Linked DNA regions of Homo sapiens: region 1 is linked to region 2. A link is a loop called in an ENCODE intact Hi-C map of the cell type or tissue named here. Cell type or tissue: upper lobe of right lung. All regions are shown on one strand. Each heading gives the region's core, and the rest is flanking DNA. Links, peaks and the distances in the headings are about the cores only.

The links. Hi-C counts contacts between places; a loop is a spot of excess contacts. Peaks named below come from ENCODE experiments on the same cell type or tissue, not always from the same donor. Only the 100,000 strongest peaks of a DNase experiment are listed, where the experiment ranks them.
Region 1: a loop joins it to region 2, with 2.4 times the contacts of the local background. A loop is called at or near these places in 3 of 110 quality-filtered maps.

What each region holds. Positions count from the first base shown.
Region 1 is chr4:1,403,590-1,418,129 of GRCh38, reverse strand. It overlaps NKX1-1 (NK1 homeobox 1), which reads left to right and starts at 11,688. Exons shown (of 2, transcript NM_001290079.1): 1 at 11,688-12,150; 2 at 14,315-14,540. The coding sequence starts at 11,688. RefSeq lists enhancers at 2,306-2,979, 11,737-12,327 and a silencer at 7,375-7,669. In upper lobe of right lung, for the core only: no CTCF peak of the experiment used is centred there; a DNase peak (open chromatin) is centred at 7,499; H3K27me3 peaks cover 7,507 bases.
Region 2 is chr4:1,455,051-1,469,590 of GRCh38, reverse strand. No RefSeq gene overlaps it. Among named protein-coding and RNA genes, the nearest start is that of NKX1-1, 56 kb to the right of the region's middle. In upper lobe of right lung, for the core only: no CTCF peak of the experiment used is centred there; a DNase peak (open chromatin) is centred at 6,730; H3K27me3 peaks cover 5,406 bases.

The sequences.
Region 1 (14,540 bases), core at 3,686-11,685, 52 kb after region 2:
TCCAGTCCAGGACGCCAAACTGCTCTCGGCATGGATGTATTTTTAGCAGAAAAAGGCGCTTGAAGAAACATGTCCGAGGGAGTAAGTGCCGCGAGGCGTGCGGGCAGCCTGCGCCTGGAAGAACAGGGTGGGAGGCACCAAGTTCTGCAGCTTGGTCTCTGCGGCCACTGTGCCATCTGTTTATTTTGAACCTACTGTTTACACAAAGGAACGAGTGGGACCTGGGGTGGGGTGGGGACAGGAGCTGAGCTTGAAATTGAACCGCGCTCCCAAACCACAGGCCTCCTCTCAAAATGGACGCGTGTGGCCGCATCGGCAGGCCACAAGCAACTGTGAACCGGGATTCTATAGACTCGCTTCCGTGTAGGGCACACACTTAGCAAAGGACATTTACATGCTCATATGCTACCTGTCCACATGCACACACCCGGCAGTACCCACAGCCGCCACTGCAAGCTTTGACCGTCAAAACACATTCCTGGGCAGGAGTGTTGGTCACGGACATTGTTCAGAAGCACGTCTCTTGTGGTGGGAGGAAGCAGGCAGCCCGTTTGTTGCTTTCACTTTTTTTTTTTTTTTTTTATATGGAGTTTTGCTCTTGCCCAGGCTGGAGTGGAGTGCAGTGGTGTGATCTTGGCTCACCGCAACCTCCGCCTCCCGGGTTCAAGTGATTATCCTGTCTCAGCCTCCCAAGTAGCTGAGATTACAGGCAACCACCACCATGCCTCGATAATTTTGTAATTTTAGTAGAGTTGGGGTTTCTCCATGTTGGTCAGGCTGGTTTCGAACTCCCGACCTCAGGTGATCTGCCCACCTCAGTCTCCTAAAGTGCTGGGATTACAGTCATGAGCCACAGTGCCTGGCCTCACTATTGTTTTAAATTCCCTACAGACAGGGTGCCCACTGCCCGGCCACCATGCCCAGAGACAGTGAGGAGGACCTGGGCCATCTGGGCAGGGGATCGGCCTGGCCTGACAGGGAAGGGGTGGTGTGGAGTTTCAAACAGCGAGCCAGCCCCGCTGAAGCCCCCTGGATCCCCGCCAGGAGGTTCCAAAGAACCTCAGGCTGCCAGAAGACAGGTGCGTCTGAGGCCCACAGCTACTGGGCAGGGCAGACTCACTGGGCCGCACCTCCAGGCCCCCACTAGGAAGCCCAGCAAGGGAAGGGCTGCATTCACCAGAGCCACTTGCAGGCACCAGGCTGCCTGCAGCACTGAGGACGAGGGGGAAAGCAGCCGCCAAGCTGCAGTGTCTGTGATGTGTGATGTCTTCAGATTTCACCCCAGACCACCATGTGTGTCCTGATTTTGGGCATGGGACAGCAGCACTCCTGAAAGGCACACGACCCGGGACTGCGGAGCCAGTGTGGGTCCTCCATTCCACCAGCAAGTCAATACATCCTGCACTGGGGGGCAGTCTTGGCGGGCATAGGGGGTTGACCAGGGCAGCCAGGATCCAGCCTCTCTGAAGAGCTAATGTCAGAGCAGAGAAATTCATGTCAAAGAGAAGATGAAGAGGAGGTGACTTCAGAACAAGGGGACAGCCAGTGCGAAGGCAGCTGGCCCGCTCACCCCTCAGGCAGCAGGGAGGCCGTGCGGTGGGGTCGTGGGAGCCAGGAAAAGGAGAGGAAGGGTGGGCAGGGCAGTCCCGGCCGGCCCCATGGACTCTGGCTACCGGCATGGGTTTCAGTCTCTGAGTGTGGGGTGGTGGTGGAGGAGCTCGAGGTGAGGACTGGACTCCACACATGCAGGGAATGGTCCAGCCAGGCCCTCACTTCAGAGAAAGACAGGAAAGCCGGAGGGGGACAGGGGCCCTCCAGGCCCCAAAAGAGAGCCAAGAACGTGGGCACCTGCCCCCCCGCCCCCCGGCCAAGTCTGCAGCTGCAGGCCAGCAACACAGGCGGGCGGGCCCTCCACCCCAGTCTCTCAGTTCCGCCCTCCGCCCCAGCCTCTCAGTCCCACCCTCCACCCCAGCCTCTCAGTCCTCCTGGCCCGCTGAGGGCCCCACCTCAAGCAACCCTGCCTGACGTGCCCACTGGCTGCGTCCGAGGAAGCTGGGCCATGCTGGGCCTGCTGGTGGGGACGAGGCCAGCGAGGCGGGCAGCAGTATCCCAGGCCTTCGCAGCACCTGTCCCCAGATTAGATTTCCCCTTTCTCATTACCACCGTAATGGGTCCTTCAGACCTCATTCCAGCCCTAGATATTATCTGACCCGTATAATTAATTAATTATAGCCCAAATATTATAGATTATTAAAAATAGCATAACTAATAGTGTAATATCTCAAGCTGTCGACTTTAATAGTCAACATTGTCTTGGCGGAGCTTATCAGCCCGGGACACCCGGTGAGAATATTGATTCCGGGTAATTTTAGCCGTCATCTGCCATCCTGACGGGGAATTGTCAGGTCCTCACCCGAGCCGGGCCTCATTTGAAATCGTTAAACCTCCGCGCAGCTCACAGTGGATCTTAATGTTTCCTTTTTCTCCCCTTCAATATGTTTCGGCAACAGAGAGGAAAATAAATGGAGAATTGAAGTGCTGGAAGTGGGATAGGAGGATCCGTTCAAGAGGAGGGGGTGACTGACTTGTCTCTTGCCTTGGGGACGCTGGACTCTACATCCCTCGTCTTTTCTGGGGGGCTCCTTTTGGCCAAGCCCACGAGGCTGTGAGGGGGAGGGGCCAAAGGACAGGGCCGAGGGACTGAGTCGCACACAGACACCGCACATGGCACTGCAGCCCGGCCGGAGACCAGGGGGCCCACTCCAGGGGCCCCGCCACAGGCCCACGACAGAGGCCCCGGACACGCTCAAGCCAGGAGCAGAAACACACGCATCCACGCGCACAAACCCACGGACGCCCGGACGCTCACACAGGCCGTGGTTGGCATGCACCGTGCGGTCACACACGGACACGGACACGCGTGGATGCCCCGCAATGCACACGATCGTAGGGACACGTGGATGCGGACACTCGGACACACCGCGCGGTCTCAGGCGCACGCACCCACTCGGAGATCACAGGTCGGACGCGCGGGACGGACACCCACGCGCCACTCACGGGGTCCTGCGGGTGCCGGGAGGGGCCGAGGCTTTGCAGGGGACGGGGGGATCCGCGAAGGTCGCAGAGAATCAGAAAATGTAGGGGCGGCGCGGGGAGCGGGCGAGGGCGGGGCCGGCTCCCAACCGCCGAGAGGAGGGGGGCGGGCGCTGCTCTGGGGGGAGGGCAGCTGCGGGGGCGGTGCAGGCCCGGAAGGGAACGGCCCCTGGGGGAGGGGCTCGGCGGTGCGAGGGGCGTGGGGGGGGGGTCGCTGCGGGGTGGGCGGGGCCTTCTGAGACCCCGGCCTTGGGCTCAGCCGGGGGCGCGCCACGTGAGCGCGCAATAGCCCGTGCTCACGCGCCCACCCCCACCCACCTCCCGCGGACACGCGCCCACCCCCACCCACCTCCCGCGGACACGCGCCCACCCTTAACCCCTCCCGCGGACACGCGCCCACCCCCACCCACCTCCCGCGGACACGCGCCCATCTCCACCCACCTCCTGCAGACAGGCGCCCACCCTTACCCCCTCCCGCGGACACGCGCCCACCCTTAACCCCTCCCGCGGACACGCGCCCACCCCCACCCACCTCCCGCGGACACGCGCCCATCTCCACCCACCTCCTGCAGACAGGCGCCCACCCTTACCCCCTCCCGCGGACACGCGCCCACCCTTAACCCCTCCCGCGGACACGCGCTCACCCCGACTCCCTCCCGCGGACACGCGCCCACCCCGACTCCCTCCCGCGGACACGCGCCCACCCCGACTCCCTCCCGCGGACACGTGCCCACCCCGACTCCCTCCCGCGGACACGCGCCCACCCCGACTCCCTCCCGCGGACACGCGCCCACCCCGACTCCCTCCCTGCGGGCGGCCCCAAGCAGGCGGTGGCGCCAGAATCACTCTCCAAGGCTTCCGCAGGAGCGTTCCTCAAACTCCTAATTATGATTCACGCGCGTGATGATGATAATTTAATAATCGCGGAGCTGCGGGAGGCATTAACCTCAATTAAGCTCATTGTGCGGCCTGACCCGCCCTCCCTACGCGCCCTCCGAACCCAGAGCGGCCCTGCAGGGCGGGATGACGGTGCCGAACTCGTTTATTGAGCACCTGCTGTGTACCTGGCCTCTAACCCCTTACTCCTCCTTCCTCCCCGCACCCACCCTGGAAGCTCCCTGCTCCCCTGCGCCAGGCAAGGGCCGCCTTCTCACGCCTGGAGCCCTCCCAGACCGCATCCGCCGCCTCCCTCCTCCCTGAAAGGCTGCGGTAACCGCGGGGTCTCCCTGAGCGCGCTCATCCCTGCCCCTTACGACCGCCACAGTGCCCACCCTGTCGGAGGAGCCACGAGGAGCCCCGTGAGTGATAACGGGGGAGTGGGCTCCTCGTGGGGCACGGCGTGCTGGAAGAAATGCTGGCACCCGCGTCTGGGGTAACGGTGGGGAGGATAGAGGTGAACGCATGGAACCCTGTCACAGAGGGAGAAACTGAGGCAGAGGAGCCAGGTGAGATGGGAGCCAGGTAAGAGGGTGGGCTCCAGGCAGACGCACGGTGGTGGTGCTGAAGTCACGTCTTCTCAACCCCAAGACTCAGCGGCCTGCAGTGGCCAGGGACACCACTTCTTCCAGGCGGGTGGTCTCTGCTACAATGCCTCTGGGTAACAACCCCGAAGACAGGGTCGAAGCGGCACCGTCTCCTGCTCTGGGCTGTGGTCGGCTCAGTGTGTCTGCCCTTGGTGGGCTCATCAGGATGAAGGCTTCGCATTGGATCCAGTTGGCTCCACGCCTTCATTCCAAGTCCCAGGCTGAGGGAGTAATTGCTCCCTGCAGCACGTTCTCATGGAGGGGGGTCTCCAACCGGCAGGGGGCCCTTATGGCCTGAGCTCAGAACCCACACCTCACCACTCTGCCCACTGCGGGTCATGGGCCAAGACCAGCTTCAGCGTGGCTGGAAGTGTTTGTTCCCCAGAGGAAGGCCATGGATTGCGGAGAGGGTAAAGGGAGGAGAATTGTGGGTAAATTCTCCCATGGGTCACACTGCTGATTCAATTAACGCTTCCCCAGTTGGATGGGGCTGCAATGAGGGAAGACGGGCCCTACTGTGAATGCACACCACACATCCTGGCTCCTGATTTGAGCTGGAGCCAAGCTCCACAGCATGGCAGGGATGACCACTCCCCCTGTGCAGGGGACTCCCCAGGTCTCTGTTTCCATCCTCTTCCTGCACCGCCTCTGGGGAAGACAAAGCCGAGCCAGAGGCAGGGATTCAGATGTGTTCAGATGCCCGGGACTTACCAAAGGCAGGGATATCAAGAGGGAGTCCAGGAAAGACAGAGCCAGAACTGGACAAAAATACCTCTCTGTAAAGTCCCCCGTGGCCTGATCCGAGGGCAGCTCGGGGGTGTAAATCCCACCAGCCGCTCAGCCATGGAGGAGGGGGTAGTGTGCTCCCAGGTGTCTCTGGGGGCCCAGGGAAGTTCCTCCAAGTTAAGCCATGACACAGCAGCCCAGAGCAGGGGTCCACCAGCCCACACGGAGAAAATGGATCAGTGCCAGACCACACTGTTCGTGGAGGACAGAGTCAAGGTGGCCAGAGCCGTTTCCCTGCCCAGGGGCTAGACAGATGGACCAGGATGTCAGACAACTAAAAGGGTGGAGGTGGGGTGCACAGGCTGAAACACTGCCCCACCTGCCAGCATTGGGCCCTTCACTCTTCCCTGTCCCAGAATGCTTTTGCCTTTTGCATCCTGCCTCTACAGTCTCGGGGGCACGGGGGCGGGGGGGGGATCCGCCAGTGAACAGATAAAGGTCACGTGACGTGTTAAGGCAGAACTGTGAAAGCTTGGGTTGGAGGGGTGCACAGGATGGCACCTGCCTTACTTGAGGAAATCAGGGTGGCCTCCAGGTGGTGCTGCCACGAAGGGGAGCAGGGATGATGCATGTGCACTAGTGAGTGGCTAAGGGCACCGAGAGGACATGGCAGCTCGGCCATCCAGGCACAGGGAGGGGCTCGGAGTAACCACCAGCAGAGAGGACATGGCAGCTCAGCCATCCAGGCACAGGGAGGGGCTCGGAGTAACCACCAGCAGAGAGGACATGGCGGCTCGGCCATCCAGGCACAGGGAGGGGCTCAGAGTAACCACCAGCAGAGAGGACAGCTCGGCCATCCAGGCACAGGGAGGGGCTTGGAGTACCGGGTACAGGCCTAGGGAGCATACAGGATAGCTGGAAGGATCCAGCCAGGAATGGCCCCTGATACCAGGCTGCAGAGCCTAGACATGGTCCCTGGCACTTCTGGAAGGGGAGGAGTACTATTCAATTTACATTTTAGAATGATGGAAAGCAGACAGGAGGCAGCCAGTCTGGGGCAGTGGCAGGCAGAGGCCAGGCGGCCAAGGCACCCCCAGACCCCCACTCAGGAGGGGTCTCCTGACCATGTGTCTCCAGGCAACATGACTCTGGTGATTCCCACACAGACCCCTAGACGACTGTGGCAGCCACAGACAGGAGAATGCCTATGCTTCAAGCCCTGAGTACCAGCAGGAGCTTGGGGACAAGGGAGGGAATGTGGCCATCCCAGGCAGGCTCCAACCTGGGCATGCTGCTGCCCCATGCAGTGTAGCCAGTGGCAGGCAGAGGCCAGAGAGGGCAGGGGCAATAAGAGAGAGTCTGGAGGGACAGAGCCTGAGGAGTAAGGACCCCTCTGGGCTTGGATGCTTTCTCTCAGAGACCAGTCACACAATTACCTATGACTTTGCACATGAAAAACGCTGTGTGAAAGGAACCCAGCGTTCACATAAAAATCCTACCACTTACCGGCCAGGGGCACTGAGCACAGCGTGGGTCCTCACTGGCCTCAGGCTATGCATCTGTAAGGTGGTAATCCCTGCCCCGGCCTGACCCTGTGGTCGGTAAACCCTCAGGAGCCAGGGTGCTCTCCAAGTTCAACCAGCAGCACCCGGGAGAGGGAGCCAGCCGCGGCCGCCTCTGCAGCCCTGATGGGAAGCCAGGCGTCCTGCCCTCCACATAGCACCCATGTCCCCAGTTGTTCCAATTGTTTGTATCTTCTTGTTTTTAAGTTTAAAGGGTTTCAGCCTCACCTTTGCATCTCTGGTGGGCTCCTCGCCAGAAGCCAGGCCCTGTGCCACGTGCTTTCCCTCCTTAACTCGCGCAGCTTGCAGGTAGGAGAATGGAAGCCCACGCGGTGAGCGGCCTGGTAAACTTCTGGCCCTTTGGTGGATGCTGGCTTGGTCGAGGTGAACGGGCTGGCTTTTGATCGGGCTGTGTAATGTACGCCGTGCCAAGACTCCACACACAGCCTGCCGCCCTCTTCCTCCCCTGGGGCATCCCAAAGTTTGAGAAGGAGTCGAGGGCGGGGCAGGGAGGTCAGAGACGGCGGGCTGGAGGCCAGGAGACCCTCGGAGTTGCTGGCGCTGTCCGCGGTGCTGAACACGGCCCGAGCCCGTGGCCTCCGGGGGCGAGGTGGGAGCGCGCTGTCCGCGGTGCTGGCGCTGTTCGCAGTGCTGAAGCTGCCCTGTGCGGAGGCACACGAGGCTGGGGCCGCGGGTCTCCAGAGCTGACGTGCTCTCGAGGTCAGAGCCTGTGTCCCCTCTCGCTTCTGGTGTCCCGAGTGTGGTACACTCATTCTGGAGGAGTCACAGGCCCCTAAGTGGGCATATCTTAGAGAAGGAACCCAGGCCTGAAAGCAGAGGGCTCCCCTCTGACTTCCCAAACTCCGGTGATCAACATGGGTCGCCGTGGCGCGAGTGTGTGCAGGGGCGAGAAGAGGGGACACAGGAGCCTCCTTCCCCGTCCTCCGCCCGCACCCCCCGCCCCCGTCCGGCCGATGCAAGGAGGTGCACAGCGAGGCTGTGGGGCCAAGTGTGGGGTGGAGTGCACTTCGCACGAGGCAAACACTATACAAAGTGGAGGTGATTATGCCTCTGCCCAACCCTAGAGCCCCTGGGACCCTGCTGCCTTTCCAGCCTATCCAGCTAAAGCTTTCCAGGCAAAGAGAGAAGGGACTTCCCTCCATGCACCAAGTAAAAGGCTGTGACCTTGTCGTCATCATTCACCCCATGAGGGGAGGGTATCAGGACCTGGAAGCTCGCATGGGACTCAACCCCTACAATTGACAGATGAAAAAAATGCGGCGGGGGGTGGTTCATAAACCCATGCTGAGTTCGTGGCAGTGGTGGCTGGCTCCCCCTCTTCCTCTTGTCCCTCAAACTTTAAAAACCTCTAATGCTGGGGAGAAAATCCTCGAAGTCTCAGCTCCCACCCACTCCTTTCCTCATGCTCCCTTCTAAGACCCTTTACCACCACCCATACTTCTGCTCCTGTCCCAGGCGTGTTCCTGCCAACGCCCACACCCAAGCCCATCGTGACCCCACCTGGACCTGCAGCAGGGGAGAGCTCTGCAATGGAGGGAATGTTTCCTGTGCACTGGGCAGGCAGGGGCAGCCCACCCCCGGCACTGATTTCACCTGTCAGTGCCCACCTGGGGCCCTGCAAGTGAAGCTGGTGTCTTGGAGATAACCCGAGATGGCAGATGGGCAGAGATTGCACAAATGGGGGTCTAATTGACAATCAATTGTGATTAGGAGTGAAAGGACGTCTTTATAGCCCCAGACATGCTAGGTTGAGATCGGGGAGGGGAGGTATGTTTCTGGGGATCTGAGAGAGGAGGAGGGGTGCCCTGCATCTCTGTGGCTTACCTTGTTCCTCAGAGATGGGGGAGGGGTGGGGCAGGGGAGCATGCAGCGATGCCGTCTCCAAGCCTTTCCCAGGGGAGGCGACGGGAGGTGCCCTGTGTAGCTCCGGGGGTCCCCTCAGGCTCCACCACCCGGCCCCTGCTCCTCTGAACCTGACTGAGAACTTCGAAGTTCATTACCCTGCCCGCTGCGGCTCACACGAGGATGGTGTGGGGCAGAGAGGGGAGGGGAGGGAAGGCTCGAGGAGAACCTTGGGGCCCACAAACTTCAGATAGCCACGTGCTTTCGTCAAAGTGGCACTCAACCCTGGCCAGCCCCCGCCCCCATCAGGGAGAACATTCTGCAGTGCTCGATGTGCACGTGTTTGCTGGGAAACGAGTCATAATTGTATATTATAACGCAATTCCGTTATGCTATTCCCTATCGTATTTAATGTGTTATATTTACTATGTTTTAGCGACAACCATCATACATACTTCATCTATGTTGTATAAAACATCTTTTCCATGTGATTGTGTTCGTTTTGAAAGTTGTACTAAGAGGGCTGTGTGCCCATTACCCATCCCTTCCTCACGCGCAGGTGTTCCAACTATCTGGGACCCGGCAGGGTGGGTGTGTGGCTACTAGTGGGAGATGTTTGGCTGAGGTCAGGCCGTGGCAGGGACGGAAGCTTTGAGTGGGTTGTGCTTGCAGGGAGACCGGCAGCCAGGTCAGGGGTATGCCCTTGAGACCTGCCCGGCCCTCCCCGACCCAGGCCTCGCCCGCCACCCAGCGGTCTCCTGGGGAGGGGGCGCAGCAATCTGGAAAGTGTCTGGTGTGCCCCTCCTCGGGAAACAGTGAAAGAGGAACCAACACCAGCGCGGAGCTGGCGCTGGCGCTGGCGGGGAAGAGGGAGATGCAGGGATGCCAGCGCGTTTGTGAGGGCTCTGCAGGGCTTGTGTGCCTGGGTGCTCGTGAACGGATGCTCGTGAACGGATGCTGGGTGCTTGTGTGTGCTACGCACTTGTGAACGAGTGTGTGTGTGAGTGGCGTGTGCACCTCTATATCCAAATTTAGCTGGGGGAGGGGGAGAGAGTGAAGACCAAGGTGTGGGCAAAGGAGATAATTGCCTCCCTGCGATGGGAGATTACCCACCCTCCTTCCCCAGAGGTGATTTATAAGTTAAAGATAAAGAATAATCAAGTCCTGGCAAGGAAGGACACGGTGCTGTGGACCTGATTAGAATCTCGGGATGGACCAGCAGCGGGGAGGGCGGGGGAGGGGAAGGGGAGGGGAAGGGGAGGGGAAGAGGGACGGGAAGCCCTGCGCCCCCCCCCCGCCCCGCCCAACCAGTTCCAGGCTCCCTGGGGCTCAGCGTGTCCGAGCTTGGCCCAAATTACAGCCGATCGGTCCACCATTATTTCTCCCAACTTTTAATTTCTGCTTCCAAAGGATCATTGCCCGCGGTAATTGCAAAGGACCGCCCTGCGCGCGGAACAGGCTCCGGGGACCGCAGTGTAAGGCGGCGCGCACACCCGCCGGTGCACGCGCCCGCGCGCTCACACCCTGAAGAAGCGCGCGCGCTCGCACTGCCGGCGCCCACCAGGGTCCACCTGCGTCTGGCTGCTCGCTGCGTGGGCAGGAGGAGGAGGGAGAGGAGCGACCCGCCGGGGAGCTACCACGATCCCGCACTGGGACTCCGGACGCCAGGCCCAATCCTCGAGGGCCGAGGGCCGCGGGCCGCAGGGCCCTGTCCTGCAAACACCGCCGCTGTAGATAAAACGTACCCAAATAAAGACTCAGGCCGCGGGGCTTCCTATTTATCCAGATGTGGAGAAGGGGGCATTTGTCGTATTCTTTTTGGAAGAAACACACATTTTCTCCTTACTTGAAGAGGATCGATTTTATGTAGGCCGCCTGCTGTGTGTGCAATTTGTCGGTCCCCCTTTTGGGGGCGGGTTAAGAGGGACAAGCAGTCTCTCATTTTCGATTCCACTTCTAATGAGCGGCCCGGGGACCGCCGGCTCCGCCCCTCTGCTGGCACTCCAGGTCGGGCCCTAATTTGACGACGTGAAAGGGGCGGGCGTGGGAAGGGATGGAGGGGCACAGACCCTGAGCAAGAGAGACCCTGGAGACGCAAAAGGAGACCCCAAGCGGGAGCAAGTGAGAGAGGCGGGACCGAGACCCACGGAACGCGCGGGAGGGGGCTGCAGACCCGGCGGAGACTCGGAGAATCGCGCGTGAGAACCTCTCCCCCCATCCCCACCCCAACTGCCGAGGGGCGCCAGAGCTGTGGGAGCCTTCGGAGCTCAGGGCCCTGCGCGCTGGGGGCCCGGAGGAGAGGCCAGGCCAGTCACCGCATCCTGCGCCGGGATGTCCCAGCCAACTCTTGGCGCTCGCTGGCCCGCGCGCCCTGGGGTCGCTGCGGCCCCGCCGCAGATTGATCCCGCAATTATTTAAAAGCCGGGGCTGTCTCCTCCCCCTTAGCCAAGGAGGCTGGCGCGCCGTTTCCGGACGAGCGGAGGCGCAGCGACGCGCCGCTGACCACCACAGCCGCCTGCGGACCGCTCTGGGCTCCGGGCTGCGTGTCTGTTCGTCCCGCCCGGCGGCTCCGTCCGTGTGTCCTGTGCGGGGTCCGCCTCCTCGGCCCGGGACCGTTCGCAGCCAATTAGGCGCGCGCGCTAACGAGGGCGGCGGAGCCCCGCGGCCGCCTGCGGGCGCACGTGTGTTCGGCGTGTGGGCGCGTGGGCGCCTCCGGCGGGGCTGCCATAAATGCGCGGACCGGGCGCCGCGGGCGCCTAAGGCGGCGGCGAAGGCAGCACCGGCCAAGCGCAGGGCGCGGCGCCGAGAGCGAGCGGAGCAGCGGCCGCCTGCGCGGGGTCGTGTGGAGGTGCGGGGGCCGCCAGGGATGGGAGCCCAGTAGGTGGCGGGGCCCGAGCCGCCGGAGCGGCGGGAGGCCGGCATGAGCGCTAGCGGCCCCGAGGCTCCTGGGGACATTCCCGCGCTACCGCCGCCTCCCCAGCCAGGTTCGGGGCCCGCACCGCCCGCTCCCGCCGCCGCTGCCCAGGAAGCTATGGACGGGCGCGCCGAGCTGCCGGCCTTTCCCCGCGCTGGAGCCCCGCCGCTCGCGGCCAGCGACACTGTGCCTGCGGCGCCCGAGGGGGCTGGAGCGGCCCGGCCCGCAGCGCCCCTGCGCCCCACCTCCTTCTCGGTACTGGACATCCTGGACCCCAACAAGTTCAACAGCAGGAGGCGTCGTTGCGTGCTGCTGGGCCCAGTGGCTCCCGCTGCGTGCGCCCCTTGCGCTTCGGCCCCATGCGCCCCTGCACCCGCCGCCTCGGGACGCCCGCCACGCGCGGAGGAGCTGGAGCGCCGCGCCCTCGCCGGCGCCGGGGGAGTCGGAGCCGCCGGAGCTGAGCCGCCGAGTGAGTAGGATGCGCCCGGCACCAGGTCGCAGGGACGGGGGACCGGAGGCTTCTATGCGTTTACGACCCTGGGACACCGTGGCGAGTTGGGTCTGGCCCACGCCGAGGCTCCGTGGAAAGTTCGCTGAGCGCCGGGTCCGCACCAGCCCACCCGTGGCCTCCATCCGACCCGGACTGCAGGGCCTGCATCGCCAGGCTCCTCTGGAGAAGCTTAGCCGGGTCAGGCCCAGGGGCTGCAGGGCTGTGAGGCCGGTCCAGGGTTCGCCTCCGCGCGTCTCCGGCCTAGAAGGGTAGTTGGTGCAGGAGGCGAGGGGCCGCTCGCGGTGGCTGGCCCGTGACCTCCCCGCCCCCACTGTGCCCGCCCGAGGCCTCCCTCCCTCCCTCCTTTCTCCCTCTCTCTCTTTTTTTTTGGACAAATCAGACTAATTGTGACAAAACGCTGGTTATCGCTGGAAAAACAATTAAATCCCTTCGATTACAGTTAAGGGGAAATGTGCTTAGCGGCGGAAAGCGGCCGGTAATGGGGCGGCCCGCGCCCCCGGTCGGGTCGATATCCCATTACGGCGCGTGCATATCTCTTTCAAGCACCTTGCAAACTCCCCCCGAACATCTAAATTATAGGGTCAAAATTCGGATAATTACTCGATTAAAACCTATTACACTTATTAGGGGCCGCTATTGATCGCGAATTGCATTCGACCTGCTCCTGATTGCTTTTTGTGTCCCCTCCTCCTCCCTCCAACTTTCCGGCCCTACTGAAGCACAGGGAGGACAGCGCGGGGCGGACCGGGCTGGGCCGCGGCCACCGGCTCTGCGCCTGGAGGCTGCGGGCCGCACCTGCGCGGGGCCTCTTCCGGGTCGGCCGAGATGGAGGGCGAACAAATCCGGCTGAGTGGAGGGGACCCTACGGACTCTGCGGCGGCTGCGCTCAGAGCCTCCACCTGCGGGGAGTCTATGGGGCGGAAGGCCGGGATCCCGCTGAAGCCGGGAAGGCGCGCGCATACTACAGCCGGGGAGTCATCTGGGCCAGGCACCCGGGGCAGGGCTGGGACGGCGCTCGCGGTCGTCTAGGGGCGGATCCTACTCCTGCTGAGGGTCGCGGGGACCCAGACCACCTGCTGGCCTCCATGCCAGGTGGCCAGTCGCCCTGGAGGAATCTGACAGGAGCGATTGGTCATTTCTTACCGGAGATTTCGGTTCCGACCTGGCCGGAGAGCAGGCCGCGGCTGCCGCTGGGCAGCTCTGTGGAGGGCACCTGCCCCGACTCCTCCTGACTTAGGCCCCCAGTGCCGGGGCATAGGCGACCCTGCCTGGGAGAGATGCTTTCTTCCAAATTTCAGAGACTCAAAATGCAGTCACTTCAGGGCCTCTGCTTGGAGGATGCGGAGCTGCTGTTCAGACTCGGCCGACCGGGCCTTTAGGCCGCGGGGAGCCACTCCGACCTGCACGCCCGCCCAGCCCTCCTGGTGAGGCCGAGCAGGGCCCTACCCGCGGCAACTCTGCGCAGGGGCCGAGGCGCGGGCAGGGGAGCCGGGGCTGACCCTCGCGACCGAAGCTCAGGGCCTGGAGGCTTGAGGTAGGGTCGGGGCCAGGGCATAGGATTTGGGTCCCCCAAGCCCCATTCTCTCGGCCGGCTCCGGCCCCACCGCCGGGCCTGTTATTAAATGCCCGGCAATTGGCTGGCCCTGCGCCGGCGGTAATTGGGGGGTAATATACGCCGAAATAAATTAAATGGCCTTAACTAGTTTGTACACTACACAAAATGAGTTTAATTAAGTGTGTATCAGCCCTGCGGATCGATCAGAGCTTCCACTCCGCTGTGATCTCCGCAGCCGGGCCCGGCCCGCAGCACCCGTCCAGCCCCGCTCAGGCAAAAACGCCCGGCGCCGCGAGAACGGGCAGCGCGGGGCGAGGGGGACCCTCTCCATAGAAAGAAACAAGCAAGGGACCGAGAGGAGACGCGGGCGGCGGGAGGGAAGGACAGGCCGAGGGGAGGGAAACGACAGAGCGAAGGAGAGAGAGAGGAGGCGGGTGACGAAGCAGGAGGCGCTGAGCAGGGGGCGGGAGGGAACCCTGGGGGAGGAAGCGGGGCGCGCGGAGGGCGGGATCTGGGAACCGGCCGGTCCTAACTGCCCTGCCCTGTCCTTGTCCCTCCCTCCCGCAGACGCCGGCGACCCCTTCAAGGCAGGGGAGGCCGAGACCAACGACACCAACGGCTACAGCAGCGGCGGCGGCGGCCACAGCCCGAGCGCGGACAGCGGGGACGAGGTTCCCGACGACGAGGACGACGACGAGGACGAAGCGCCCGAGACGGAGGCGGCGCGAGGCGCGGAGGAGGCGCGGGGAGGCGGCGGCGGCCTCGGGGCCCGCGGGTCGGGTTGCCAGGGCGC
Region 2 (14,540 bases), core at 3,320-11,319:
GCCCCTCGGGTTGGGGCACTTTGTTATGGCAGCCACAGGACATTGGTGTGCCCACTGTGTTGGCAAAATCTCTGGTTGGTCCCTAGGCCCACAGCTTCTGCCCACCTCCCACCACCTCCCCTCCAAGCCTCCTACCCTTCTCATGGCCCTTTGGGGTACCCACAGCTATACCCTGATGTTCAGAGGTCACTTGAATCCACTGAGAATCTTATGTCAGTCCCAGCCATGTCATCAAACAGGGGCCAGCCCCCTGTGATCTCCACTCCCTACCCTGGGGGCCTCCTCAAAGCCAGGCAGCAGGGCTCTGCAATGCCCTTCAGGGTCCCAAGACCCTGAACCTTCCCCCCTTGCCAGTCAGCCCGAAACTCAGCAGGAGCAGGGTGCAGCGCTTAGAGCCATCCGCAGACCTAGCTCCACAGCCTCCACCTCTGGGAGCCTCAGTGCTTGCATCTGTAAAATAGGGGCGAAACTCCCACTGCTGAGGTGGCCTGCGCTCTATCATCCAAAGGAAAGAGTGGAAGCAGGTGTGTAAAAACGATGCCTGGTCAGCCAGTGTGGACAGGAATTATCCAGGAGAACCAGGTCCCTGAAATGTCCCTAGCCCCAAGGGTCATTGTGAGGACTAAATGGGTAAAGCTCTCTTTGCACAGTGCCCAGCCCTTAGTGGGCACTCAGCAGGCACTTTTCTCTGTCCCTTGATATTGACAGCCACTGGGGGCCTCCTCTGGACCCTGCATTCTCAGCCTAGAGTGGAAGGTGTCACCAGTACCGGTGGCCTGCTCTCCCTTTAAGGTTGGGCGCCAAATGTGGGGTCCTTTATGGCCCTCCTGCCACAGGCACTGATGCTCATCCGTGGCCTTCCACCTGGTGTCTCCTATTTCATTCACAGCCTCTTGTACTTGTGTGCTCTACCAAGGTTTCAAAAACCCATTATCCCATTTAATCTAATGGCAACAGTTTGATGTCAGCAAGGCAGATGTCTTTCCCATTATCTCTCACATCATCATTGCTCATATTCACCCATCATCACCACCATAATCATCACCATTATCATCATCCCCATCATCACTATCACCATCATTATTATCATCATTCACACCATCCCCACCAACATTATCACCACCATCACCACCATCAGCAGCAGCATCGCATCATCACTGTCAGCATTAACATAATCATCACCATTATCATCAACATCGCCATTATCATCAACGTCACCATCATCATCATCATCACCATCATCAGTAGCATCACCATCACCATCACCATCACTATCATCATCATTATCCCTACCATCATCACAATCATCACCACCATTGTCATCACCATGGTCACCACGATCACCACCACCATCATTATCACCATCACCATCATCATCATCACAGTCACCATCATCATCACCATCACCATCATCATCATCACAGTCACCATCATCATCACCATCACCATCATCTTCACCATCATCATCACCATCACCATCACCATCAGCAGCAGCATCACCATTACTATCACCATCATCCCTACCATCATCGTCATCACCATGGTCACCACCATCACCATCATCATAATCACCACCATCACCACCATCATCATCACCATCACCACCATCATTACCATCACCATCATCTTCACCATCATCACTACCACCATCATCATCACCATAATCACCACCATCACCACCATCATCACCATCATCACCACCATCACCACCATCATCACTATCATCACCACCACCACCATCACCATCACCACCATCATCACTATCATCACCACCATCACCACCATCATCATCACTATCATCATCACCATCACCACCATCATCACTACCACCATCATCATCACCATCACCATAATCACCATCATCACCACCATCATCACAATCAACACCATTATCACCATCACCATTGTCACTATTGTCAACCCAATGATGATCTTCTTCATTATCTTCACAATCATCCATCATCATCACCATTATTGTCACTGCCATCAACCCTTTCGTTATCTCCTTTATCACCACCATGACTGTCATCATCATCATCATCATCATCATCATCATCCAAAACCAATTTTCAGCTGCAAAGTCAAAGGTAAAGAGAAGCACTGAATGACTTGCTGAAGGCCACTCGGTCTTCTACAAGGCCACTTTTTAGAAGGGTTCAAACACTCAAACACCTTCTGATCTTCTTCTGTACCAGTCCCAGAAGAAATGCCACGCAAGCAGCCCCCACAGTGCCCTACGCTCTCTACCTTCCTCCTGGAGATGTGCTGATTTTCTGGCCCATGCCCACAGTCAATTCTGCTTGAGGCTTCTGTATCCTGCTCACTCCCTCAGTCATGCCCCATCTCTGTAAGGCCAGAGAATCCTTTTCCATAATACCCAATAAATAACCTGGATTTAATTGAATTAATATCGACAGCATGTAATTGCTCCTGGTTGTTCAAGCCTGCTGAAGAGGGGCGTGAGGGGGTGGGGCAGTGAGGTTATTGCTTTAAAAAAAAAAGGCCCTCAGCCCCGAGCAGCGTTTTGGCCTTATTATTATAGTTATAATGAGGGCGGCTGATTTGACCTCTCCTTCCACAATAGCGCAGCGCAGCCTGGCTAAATAAACTGCCAAAGTCCTTTGTCCCTGTGGGCTGTTTCTGGGTAATTAAAATCAATAGGGTCTTCCTCCAGCTCTCCTTAGCCTCATCAAGCCTCAGTGCTCAGGGCTGCCAGGTGTAAGACAAGCAAATGAACTTGCAGGCCCCTGGAGGGGTGGACTCAAGAGCTGCTTGCACACGAACCAATGGGGCGGGACGGGCAGCGCCCCGGCCAAGCCCGCTTCCCACCTGCTGGTGGCTGTCCTCCAGTGCTGTGGCCTCCCTGGGTCCCAGGAATTTTGGAAACAGCCACAGTCCCAGAGGTGATTGTGTGTGTGGCGGAGGTGGGGCAGGGGGGAGGCTGCAGTGGGGGGACTCCAGAGTGGGCCGTGAGGCCAAGGTCTCAGGCTGCAGCTCCGAAGCCAATGGACAGAAGCCCCCAGGTGGGGCCTGGGGTCTGTGAGGAGGATCAGAAAGGGTTCTCCCCACCCGGGCCGGTATCCTTTGCCCACTCTCCCCACCCCGGCCAGGGACCTCTGCCTTCCCCACTCCACCTTTAACTTCATGGAAGGTGAAGTAAGTCCCTGTGGAGCACTGGACTCCCCTCCCCAGCGGCCACCCCACATCCTGTCCCTAGTCCCAGGGTGGCACTCAGTGGCCACGCGTGGACTCTCTGGACCACACAAGCTTCAGGGCCCTTGCTCACTGCTTAGCGGGTGGGCACCGAGGGGCACCCACCTGCAGGGTCCTGTCCTGGGCTCTGGGGCCCAGGAAGTGAACGGCATAGAGCCCACACCAAGGCAGGGAGGCCGGCCTGCTGCACTTGGAGCAAACTGGGAAGGAGCTGGCACAGGGTGTGGGCAGTGGGGCGGGAGGGCCCCGAGGAGGCCGTGGCAGGTGCAGGGACCAGGCCCTGGGAGGCCGTGGGGGCAGATGAGTGGATTCCAGAAACACGCCAAGGACAGAGACTGAGAGGTCTGTGAAGATGGGGTGGTGGGGGGCACTGACGTGAGGGTGAGGGGCCAGCCGTGGGGGTCATCAAGCTCAGAAGAGCCAGTGGAGCTGGAGGCACCCACTTGGGGTCCTCAATGTGTGGATGAGGGATGAGTGCAGACAGGGCAGGGAGGGGTCAGGGCAGCACCGGGTGCCCACAGTTAGAGGATGGGGCCTGGAGAGACAGAGAAAGCAGCACGGAGCCAGGGCAGGAGAGTCTGCAGGGAGCAGAGCTGGGGTGCTGGGCCGAGCTCGGGGTGGCCGAGCTCCAGAGGCAGGATTGGAAATGCCCCCAGGGGCTGAGGCCACACTGGGCTCCTCCCCGCCTCCTCCTCCTCAGCACCCTGTGAGGCAGGGACCACAGTGCTCCTTCTACAGATGAGAGTGGTCCTCATACTCAAGGTTGCGCGGCTTGCCCTGTCCTCCTCGTCCCCAAAACAGACCTCGGCCCCGCCCACTTGTCCACTCTGGGGGACCCCTGCCGAGTCTGCCTGGCCACTCAGGGACCTTCTCACTGGTCACCACCACGGACGCATCCTCCCTCTCCTGCCCCTTGCTCTGGCCCAGTCTCCTCCCTCAAGGCCTCGGCGGCTCCCCCTGCACTGGGCTGTCTGTCCAGCTGTTTTTGAGGCTGCCCCCACAGATCTCCCCGCCCTCTGACATCCCTTCTCCTGGCCCCCTCCACCACAGTGCCCGGCGTCTCCTCCCCAGCACCGCACAGTCTGGCTGCCAGGTCCGGCTTTAGTCCAGAGAGCAGGCTTAGAGGGCAGGGGCAGGGGTGAGGCAGGAGCTGCCCGCTGGCTACAGCCCCTAAGGGAAAGGCCCCTTCTGGATGTAAACTGTTACATTTCCACCCATGTGTGTGAGTTTTGGCTTCTGCTAGGCCCTGGCCTGGCCTCAGGCCTGCAGGGCTTGTCCCATGTGGTGGGGTGGGGACCACAGCACCAACCTGGGGAGGCCGCTGCAGCCTGGGAGAGGCTCCACCTGAGGCCCTTCCACCCCAGCCTCTCCACTCCCGCTCAGAGCTCCCTCCCTGCCCAGCTGCTCAGAATCCTCTTCAAGACAGCCTGCAGCAGGGGCTGGAGTCAACCGCCTGTGCCCTGGGACCCAGCACGGAGCCTGGTGACCCACAGGAGACAGCCAATTCCTGTGTCCGTCAGGGTCCAGCCGGAGGCAGAGCTGACACAGGCCACCCTTGGTGTGGGCTCAACGGGTGAGTCCCAGAGGGTGGGGGGAGCAGGACCAGAGGCCCTCGGATCCTGATACGTAAGGACCTGATGCTGGCAGAGGGAGGTGGCCCCAGCCAGCCCTGCGGGGACACTGCCCACCAATCAGAAGGCGAAGGGTTGGGCTCGGCCAGGCCACCCGCCCCTCACCTCCACTCAGCGGCAGGTTCACCAAGGACGTCTAACAGCCCAGCTCTGGCCTTCCTCCCACACAGCCTACGGGCCACCCAGTGCCCGATGACACCTGACTTTGAGGGTCTCTGTCTGGCTTGCCGAGGACCAGGAAAGAGTTTATTTCCATTCTTAAAAGAGGTTTCAACTTCATGATCCTCCGTAAGCCCTCTTTTCCTAATTAAATGTAGCCTGAATTAAATTCCTTTCAGGGTGCGGGGGCAGCCGGCGCGCTGACCAGCCAGAGGGACCCTCACCCCTCGGGGTGGGCACGAGCAGCAATCACAGGACAGTGATCCATGGGCCAATATCCCCAGCACCCACGCAGCCGACCCCAGGGCCGCTATTAGCTGCTTTTTAATTAACTGTCCACCTCTCCCACCCTGGGCAATCAGACGCCCAGAAGAGGGAAGGAGCAGCCAGGCAGTCTGGTGTCCATGGCCTCCTTTCCTGCTGACGCTGTGGGGCTGCCGGCGCCCCCTGAGCCGCACTCCGGGGCCTCTGTGTCTCCCCGTCCTGCACAGTGCAGAAATCCCAACCTTCACCCACATTCCCTCGGGTCTCCCAGGGCCTTCTGGTCTTCTCGGGTTGGCTGGGGGAACACTGGATCCTGCAGAGGCAGTGGCAGGAGTGAGGGGCCTGAGGGGCCCTCCGGGGAGGGAGGGCAGGGGCTGGGGAGGGGACACCCGAGGTAGGAGGGGGCAGAAGGCCTGGCAGCAGGAGGACCAGGGGTGGGGGAGCCGTGTCGGCCACGGGGTCAGGGGGCTGCGGCTGCCCCCTCCCTTGGGGATGCCTGGGGACACGGTGCACCCCACAACCACCAGCCACCCCCCAGGGCCTGCCCACAGCACAGGGGTCCAGAGACCGACAGTGGTGAATCAGGTACGCGCCGACTGGACCTTGGGTTTCCAGAAACTGCCTCCAACAGAGATCCTTGGGTTTGAACCCAGGCCCAGACAAAGCTGGGACCCCAGCCCCACTCCTGCACTTATTTCATGAAGCTTTGTGGGCACTGAGTCGCTGCCTTCCTGCAGCAGAAATCTGGTGGGAGAGAGGGGCACAGACGGGAGAGGGCAGGCTGCCTGGCGAGGAGGGGGCAACGGTTCAGCTCGGTCGGCATGGGGGCCACTTTGAGGAAGTGACTTGGAGCTGAGGCCGCAGCAAGGGAGCAGTGAGCTCCACACAGCTGTGGGTCTCGTGCTCCCTGCAGATGGCATGTGCAGAGGCCCGAAGCAGGCAGGGATGAGGTCAGCGTGGCTGGAGCGTACGCAGGAAGCCGGCGGCCAGGGAGGAGAGAAAAGGCTGGGGGCCCACGGGGGAGGCTCTGCGGCCTTGGCTGCAGGCTACAGGAGCTGGCCCCTCTGAGAGCCGGAGGGAAGGACAGCTCTGGGCTCCTGACCCAGGGGGCCCTGCCGGAGCCCTCTCAGGCCCTGCCAGCACGGCCGCCACAAGGCCCGGCTTATTCCCAGGACCCCAACTGCAAGCAGAATGTGGAGCCCACACAAGGGGCTTCAGAGAGCTGCCAAAACACACGCTTACAGCCCCTGGGAGGTTCACAACCAGCAACACATGCCCACACACCTGACACCCTCCCACACACACCTGCACTCCCCACACACGCCTGCATAGCCCGCCACCAGCACACAGACGACCACCCCCCACACTGGTGGAGGCCTTGGCTCCCTGGCTGGCTCACGCTCCATCCACTCCCACCGCCTGTGTACACAGCCCCACGGGGGCCGCCCACCAGGCTGTCCTCTGCGGATGCTGGACACTGACCCACGCGGGGCTTGTGGGGGGGCGACGTGATAACTCTGCAGTCTCAATGAAACGCTGCCGCCAGCCCTTGGCTGGAGGATGCTGGGGGCGGGGGTCCTTCTCCAAGCCTCCTTTCCTTTTCCCCAGCTCCAGGGCTGGAACATCAAACCTCAAGCCCCTTCTCACGCTCCATTCGCAGGGGACTCCAGTGCTTTCTGATCTGACACCCGCCTCCCCTGAGTGTGGCTCCTCTGGGCTGGGACGGGCTCAGGAGTGACGGGAGCAGCATAGGACATGGCGCACATTCTGTTCTCTCCCTGTGGCTGGAACACAGTGTCTCGGGGCCTTCCCTGGCTGGGGGACAACGTGTGTGTGCACCTGGGCCCTGAGCACAGGGACTGGGCCTCTCCTTCCTCTGGAGACCCCACACGTGCACAGTGTGTCCTCCGTGACGAGCAAACATCAATATTCCTTAATCCACATCCAGTATCATGAAGCCCAGTGGGTGGCCACTGGGGGCTGCCCGGTAGCCTCGGGCCAGCTCAGTGGGGTCCTGGGTAGCAGCTTCTCCCCCCACTTGGAGTCGGAGAGCAGCCTCCAAAGACCCCCGGATCCCCCCGGGCACAGACCGAGGTCAGGTCACCCCCAGTGTGCTCAGGACCGGGATGCAGAGGCCGCCGGCATCGCGCAGGCTGGGACTGGAGGGAGGCGGGGCGGGAGGGAAGCCTCCTGGGAGAAGTTGACCCTTGCAAGCGAACAATCCCTGGCGATTTCCCAGTCAAGTCCCGGCAAGCAATCAGAGCCCCCCGCCAAGGTTCAGGAGCACGGATGGAGGCGAGAGGGCAGCCTCTGCCTTCATGCTTTATTCCCTGACAGTATCCATCTTTCCAAATTGATTTTTGATATCCATAGTGACCTGGAAGGGAGACACGGCGATAACTCTTAGAAAGTGGAAAACAATATTGTCGCCACAAATATGAATTACTGGCCGCCAGGTGAAATCTACTGTGCAGTGAATTATGTGACCCTGGCACTCCTATAATTCTTGGGAATTTTATAGAGTCGTGAGAGGGCCTGTGGGCGCTGACAAGCACTTAACAGCCAGAACCGGCCCCACAACTCTCGGGGCCATTTGATTTAGCCGTCCCGGGCACTGTGGGCCACTCTGCCCTGTCTGGGAAGCACGGGGAAGGAGGGGGGTGGTGGGCCGCCACGTCTGGAGTTTCAGACTTCATCTGAGGCTCTGATCATCATTCTCAGGGCTGGAGACTCTCAGACGCTGCCTCGTCGCTGTCATGGGCAACAGAGCAGCACCCGCTCTGTTCACCCTCTGTTCCCTGTTCACCCTCTCTGTCCCCTGTTCACCCTCTCTGTTCCTTGTTCACCCTCTGTTCATCCTCTGTTCTCTGTTCACCCTCTCTGTTCCCTCTGTTCACCCTCTCTGTTCTCTGTTCACCTTCTCTGTTCCCTGTTTGCCTTCTCTATTCCCTCAGCGGGTACTTACCAGTGGGAGTAGGTGGTGGGAGACCCGTTTGGCCTTGTCAAGGGTCCACACACCTTCTGTGAGAGGGGCCTTGGGGCTCACCTGGCCCAACCCAGAGTAGGTGGACACCCAGAGCCCCACAGCAAAGGGCGTCCTGCCACCTCACAGAGCAAGGCCAGGCCTGCCTTGCGGGATGAACACAGCAGAGGACATCTGGGGGGCAGGTGGAACCAGTGCTGACCAGTGCCTGTCCCTGGAGGTGAGGCAAGGCTCCCACCCAGGCAGTCAGGATCAAGTGGTAGGGAGGCCTGGGGGCTGTGCTGAGCCCTGCCCACAGCTGCTGTCCATTGGTTGAACAAAAGCACAAAGGGGCCGGGTGCGGTGGCTCAGGCCTATAATCCCAGCACTTTGGGAGGCCGAGGCAAGCAGATCACCTCAGGTCAGGAGTTCAAGACCAGCCTTGCCAACATGGTGAAACCCTGTTTCTACTAAAAATACAAAAATTAGCTGGGCATGGTGGTGCATGCCTGTAATCCCAGCTACTCAGGAGGCTGAGGCAGGAGAATTGCTTGAACCCGGGAGGTGGAGGTTGCAGTGAGCCGAGACTGCACCACTGCACTCCAGCCTGGGTGAGAGAGCAACACTCAGTCTCAAAAAAAAAAAAAAAAAGTACATAGGAAGGAATGAGAGAATGGATGAATGAATGAATGAATGAGAGAACTAACAAAACAAGGAGGGAGGAGGGAAGGAAGGTGGGAAGGAAGGAGTAGCTGAGTGAGTGAACGTGAGTGCCCATCTGGCTGGCCAGAGCCAGAGACAGTGGGAAGCATTTCTGAGCTCAGACCCAACCTCCAGCTGCCCCAAGTCGGCCTTGTCTGATGGGGGGCATTTGGGGCCCTGGGGTGCAGACGTCGGGGAGAGAGGAGAGTCAGTCAGTGTGAACGCTGTGGAGGTGAACTCAGTGGCAGGGTTAAGGGGAAGCACCTTGATGTTCGTGCCCCTGGATCAGCTCTGTGCCCATTACTGGCTGGGCTGCGGGCTGTCCCCACCCCAGGGATAGCCAGGGATCCTGGGGCTGCGTGTCTGGGTTGAAGTCGGGGACATAAGGTGGTGGGGAGTTGCGGGAGAGGAAGGGGCTGCTGGAAGTTGGGGCTGAGGGGGTCGCCGTAGGGCCTAGTCATCAGGGTCCCTTGCTGACCAGGACTCCCCAGAGCAGGGCGGGGCTGGCTGGGCAGCTCCCCACAGGTGACGGCCACCTCCTCCAGGACCCCAGCCCCAGGGCCACTCAGAGATGGGGGTCCGCATGGGAGGTTGAGGGAGAAGCCACTCGGCCAGGTGTCCAGGACGTCCTGGTTGTCACTGATGCCTGGAACTGACTGGAAGTGGAGTCCACAGGCTTCTCCAGGCCCAGACCTCGGTTCCTCGTTCTCCGACACCCAGGATCTCCCTCAGTCCTGAGACTGGGATCCACGCTGCCCACTGGTTGCAGGAACTTCCTTTGCCAGGGTCCTGGGGGGCAGAGGCCGGGACTGCAGGGCTAGCCCGGGTCTGTCCTCTGGCCTGGAGTTCTCTTGGCAGCCCGGCCTGGGGGCTCCCGCTGCACCACCTCGCCACCAGTTGGGGGTGGGGGCAGGACCAGGACGAGTGCCAGATCGCACCGGGAGGCCTCGAGGGTGGGATGTGGCCGACCGTCTCCCACGGTGGGACAGCAACAACACAAATGTCATTTAATTTACATGACAAAGTGGCGCCTTTATTGCGAGCTGACAGAATGCCGCTGGGGCAATTTCCGAAAATTATTTAAACAATGTAATGAGTTAAATGTCAGCGCTGGCTAATTATGTTTATGCTAATTGTTAATTAGCCCTATAATGCAGACAGTCTTAATTAACAATGGTCGTGAGTGTGGGTGGGGGCTCTGGTGGCTGACACAGACTGTGTGGGCTCGGAAAGGGCTGGGAGGTCCCGGGGGCTGGGCACAGGTCCTGCCAGCCAGGCCTGGGCACCAGCCCGCAGCTTCTCCTGTGTGGCCTTAAGGTCCCCTCAGCCACCTGCATCCATGGCAGAAGGACCTCCAGAGGCCAAAGTGTCCTTCCTCTCCCTCTCTCCTCCCTCCCCCGTCTCCATCCTCCTCCCCTCTCCACCAGGCTGAGGACAGATCGGAAGGAACCTCACACAGGCCAGCTGGGCAGATGTTGGGGTCCTGGTGGCCCAGCCCTGCATGAGCCCCTCCTGTGGGAAGGACAATGTGGCTCATTGTTAGGGGAGGATAGGCTGCTCAGCCAGGCCCCCCCAGTCACTCACCACCCCCCAGAGCGCTGCCAGGAGAGGATGTTTAGTCCCCTGTGATGGAGGAGAAGTCAGACACCACTGGGGAAGGCTCTCCTGCCAGGCAGGGAGCTGAGGCTTAAAGGCCCCAGAGCCCCCACACTTTCCTCCAAGCCCCCTTCTACTGGGCCACCTGGACTCAGGGAGGGGTTCTGCCTTACACTCCATGACTTCCCAGGGACCCTGACCTCACTGGACAGGACCCTGGGGCCACCCTATGGGCAGAGCGGGCCACTGTGCACCCAGCTGGATGAAATGAAAGGAACAGCCACAGGGACTCCCTGGGGTGGGGGCCCTGGTCTAGGCCATGGGGGGCTGAGCTGGAGAGGGAGAGGAAACAAGCAAAGTCACCCAGAGGAGCCGAGATGGGAGACCTCTTGAGTAGGATCTAGGAAGTGTCAGGGAGAAAGAGGAGGACTGGTCTTACAGGGCCGGGTGGGATTTGCATAGCACAGGGCAAGCATGGAAGCTGAACCAGACACAGGGAACAGAGGGAACAAACACGGAACAGAGATGACAAATACACAGCTGAGAGGGCAAACAGGGAACAGAGAGGGCAAACAGGGAACAGAGAGAGCAAACACAGAACAGAGAGTGCAAACACGGACCAGCGAGGACAAACAGGGAACAGAGAGAGCAAACTGGGAACAGAAAGGGCAAACACAGAACAGAGAGGGCAAACACAGAACAGAGAGGACCAACAGGGACCAGAGAGGACAGACAGAGACCAGAGAGAACAAACAGGGACCAGAGAAGACAAACAGAGACCAGAGAGGACAAACAGGGAACAGAGAGGACAAACATGGACCAGAGAGGACAAACCACAGAACAGAGAGGACAAACATGGACCAGAGAGGACAAACGTGGAACAGAGAGGACAAATGGGAACAGAGAGGACAAGCAGGGAACAGAGAGGACAAACAGAGAACAGAGAGGACAAGCAGGGAACAGAGAGGACAAACAGAGAACAGAGAGGACAGAGTGTAAACTAAAAATAAAATCCTAAGCTCCTCACCAAATAAATGGAGCCCCTCTATCCAAGGGAACCCCAGCAAAACCTTAAAGACTTGGCTCCCAGCCATGATGGAAAGGGAGGTGGAACTCACCCCGTTTTAGTTTCTCCTTTTTAGAGTGTAGCCACAACTGACCGGCATTAATGTTGGTGCCTAAACATTAGAGGTCATTAGAGATCATTGGAGATCTGGAGATCACATGACTGGCAGAACAGACTCTTCATGGGAATAAGATATCAAACTATAAACAGGTCTCAAAAGCTACGCCAGGCAAGGGTAAGTCCCACCTGCGGGCCATTGATCCTGCTAAGCAGGGCATATTGTGGCTGACTGACATACCATCCTTATCTTAAACACTCCTTTCTGGTTTTTGACAAAGTTTTATTCCTTTAATCAATTGCAGATTAAAGGATCTCTGAATCTACCTATGACTCGTGATATTGTCTGGCTTTGTGTTCCCACCCAAATCTTATCTTGAATTGTAATTCAAATTGTAATCCCCATATGTTGGGTGAGGGACCTCGTGGGAGGTGATTAGATCATGGGGCAGGTTCCCCCATGATGTTCTTTTGATAGTGAGTGAGTCTCACCAGATTTTATAAGTGTCTGGCATTTCCCCTGATGGCACTTCTCTCTCCTGCCACCATGTGAAGAAGGATGTGTTTGCTTCCCCTCCCACCATGATTTTAAGTTTCCTGAGATCTCCCCAGGCATACAGAACTGTGAGTCAATTAAACTTCTTCCCTTTATAAATTACCCAGTCTTGGGTAATTCTTACAGTAGTGTGAAAATGAACTAATACAGTAAATTGGTACCAGGATTGGGGCACTGCTAGAAGGATACCTGAAAATATAAAAGTGATGTTGGAACTGGCCAGCTGGCAGGGGTTGCAACAGTTTGGAGGGTTCAGAAGAAGAAGAAAAATGTGGAAAAGTTTGGAACTTCCTAAAGACTTGCTGGATAGCTTTGAATAGAATGCTGATAGTGATATGGACAATGAAGTCTAGGCTGAGGTGGTCTCAGATGGAGATGAGGAACTTGTTGGGAAGTGGAGTAAAGGTGACTCTTGCTATGTTTTAGCAAAGAGACTGGTGGCATTTTGCCCCTGCCCTGGAGCTCTGTGGAACTCTGAACTTGAGAGAGATGATTTAGGGTGTCTGGAGGAAGAAATTTCTAAGCAGCAAAGTGTTCAAGAGGTGACAGAGCATTAAAGTTTGGAAAACTTGCAGCCAGATGATGCAGTAGAAAAGAAAACCCCATTTTCTGGGGAGAAATTCAAGCTGGCTGCAGAAATTTGTATAACAAGGAGCCGAATATTAATTTCCAAGACAATGGAGAAAATGTCTCCAGGGCATGTTAAAGACCTTCATGGCGGCCCCTCCCATCACAGGCCTGGAAGGCTAGGAGCAAAAAATTGTTTTGGAGACCTAGGAGGAAAAAATGGTTTCATGGGCTTGGTCCAGGGCCCCCTGCCGTGTGCAGCCTAGGACTTGGTGCCCTGCATCCAAGCCACCTGAGCCATAACTAAGAGGGGCCAAGGTACAGCTCAGGCCATTGTTTCAAGCCTCAAGCCTTGGCAGCTTCCATGTGGTATTTGTCCTGTGGGTACACAGAAGTCAAGAATTGATGTTTGGAAACCTCTACCTAGGTTTCAGGGGATGTGTGGAAATGCCTGGATGTCCAGGCAAAAGTTTGCTGTGGGGGCAGAGCCCTCACGGAGAACCTCTGCTAGGGCAGTGCAGAAGGGAAATGTGGGTTTGGAGCCCCCACATAAAGTCCCCGCTGGGGCACTGCCTAGTGGAGCTGTGAGAAGAGGGCCACTGTCCTCCAGACTCCAGAATGGTAGATCCACCCAACAGCTTGCACCATATACCTGGAAAAGCCACAGACACTCAACACCAGCCCATGAAAGCAGCCAGGAGGGAGGCTCTACCCAGCAAAGCCACAGAGGCAGAGCTCCCCAAGGCTGTGGGAGTCCACCTCTTGTGTCAGCGTGACCTGGATGTGAGACATAGAGCCAAAGGAGATCATTTTGGAACTTTAAGGTTTAATGACTGCCCTACTGGATTTCAGACTTGCATGGGCCTGCAGCCCCTTGTTTTGGCCAATTTCTCCCATTTGGAATGAATGTATTTACCCAATGCCTGTACCCACCCTGTATCTAGGAAGTGACTAACTTGCTTTTGATTTCACAGGCTCATAGGCAGAAGGGACCTGCCTTGTCTCAGTTGAGACTATGGACTTGGACTTTTGAGTTAATGCTGAAATGAGTTAAGACTTTGGTGAACTGTTGGGAAGGCATAATTGTGTTTTGAAATGTGAGAAAATGAGATTCGGGAGGAGTCAGGGCTGGAATGATATGGTCTAGTTCTCTGTCCCCACCCAAATCTCATCTTGAATTGTAATTTGAATTGTAATCCCCACATGTTGGGGGAGGGACCTCATGGGAGGTGATGAGATCGTGGGGGCAGTTTCCTCATGACGTTCTCATGATAGTGAGTGAGCCTCACAAGATCTGATGGTATTATAAGTGTCTAGCATTTCCCCTGCTGGCACTTCTCTCTCATGCTGCCATGTGAAGAAGGATGTGTTTGCTTCCCCTTCTGCCATGATTGTAAGTTTCCTGAGGCCCCCTTCAGCCATGCAGAACTGTGAGTCAATTAAACCTCTTTCCTTTATAAATTTCCCAGTCTTGGGTAATTCTTCATAGCAGTGTGAAAACAAACTAGTAAAACTTGTAAGCCTCTGTTTTGAGATTTCCTACCTTTTCGGGCTGAACCAATGTATATCTTTGATATAGTTTAGATATTTGTCCTGCCCAAATCTCAAATTGAATTGTAATACCTAAGGTTGGAGTTGGAGATGGGGCCTGGTGGGAGGGGTTGGAACATGGGGATGGATCCCTCATGAATGGCCTGGACTCTCACCCTGGTGATGAGTGAACTCTCCCTCTGAGTTCACATGAGATCTGGTCATTTAAAAGTGTGT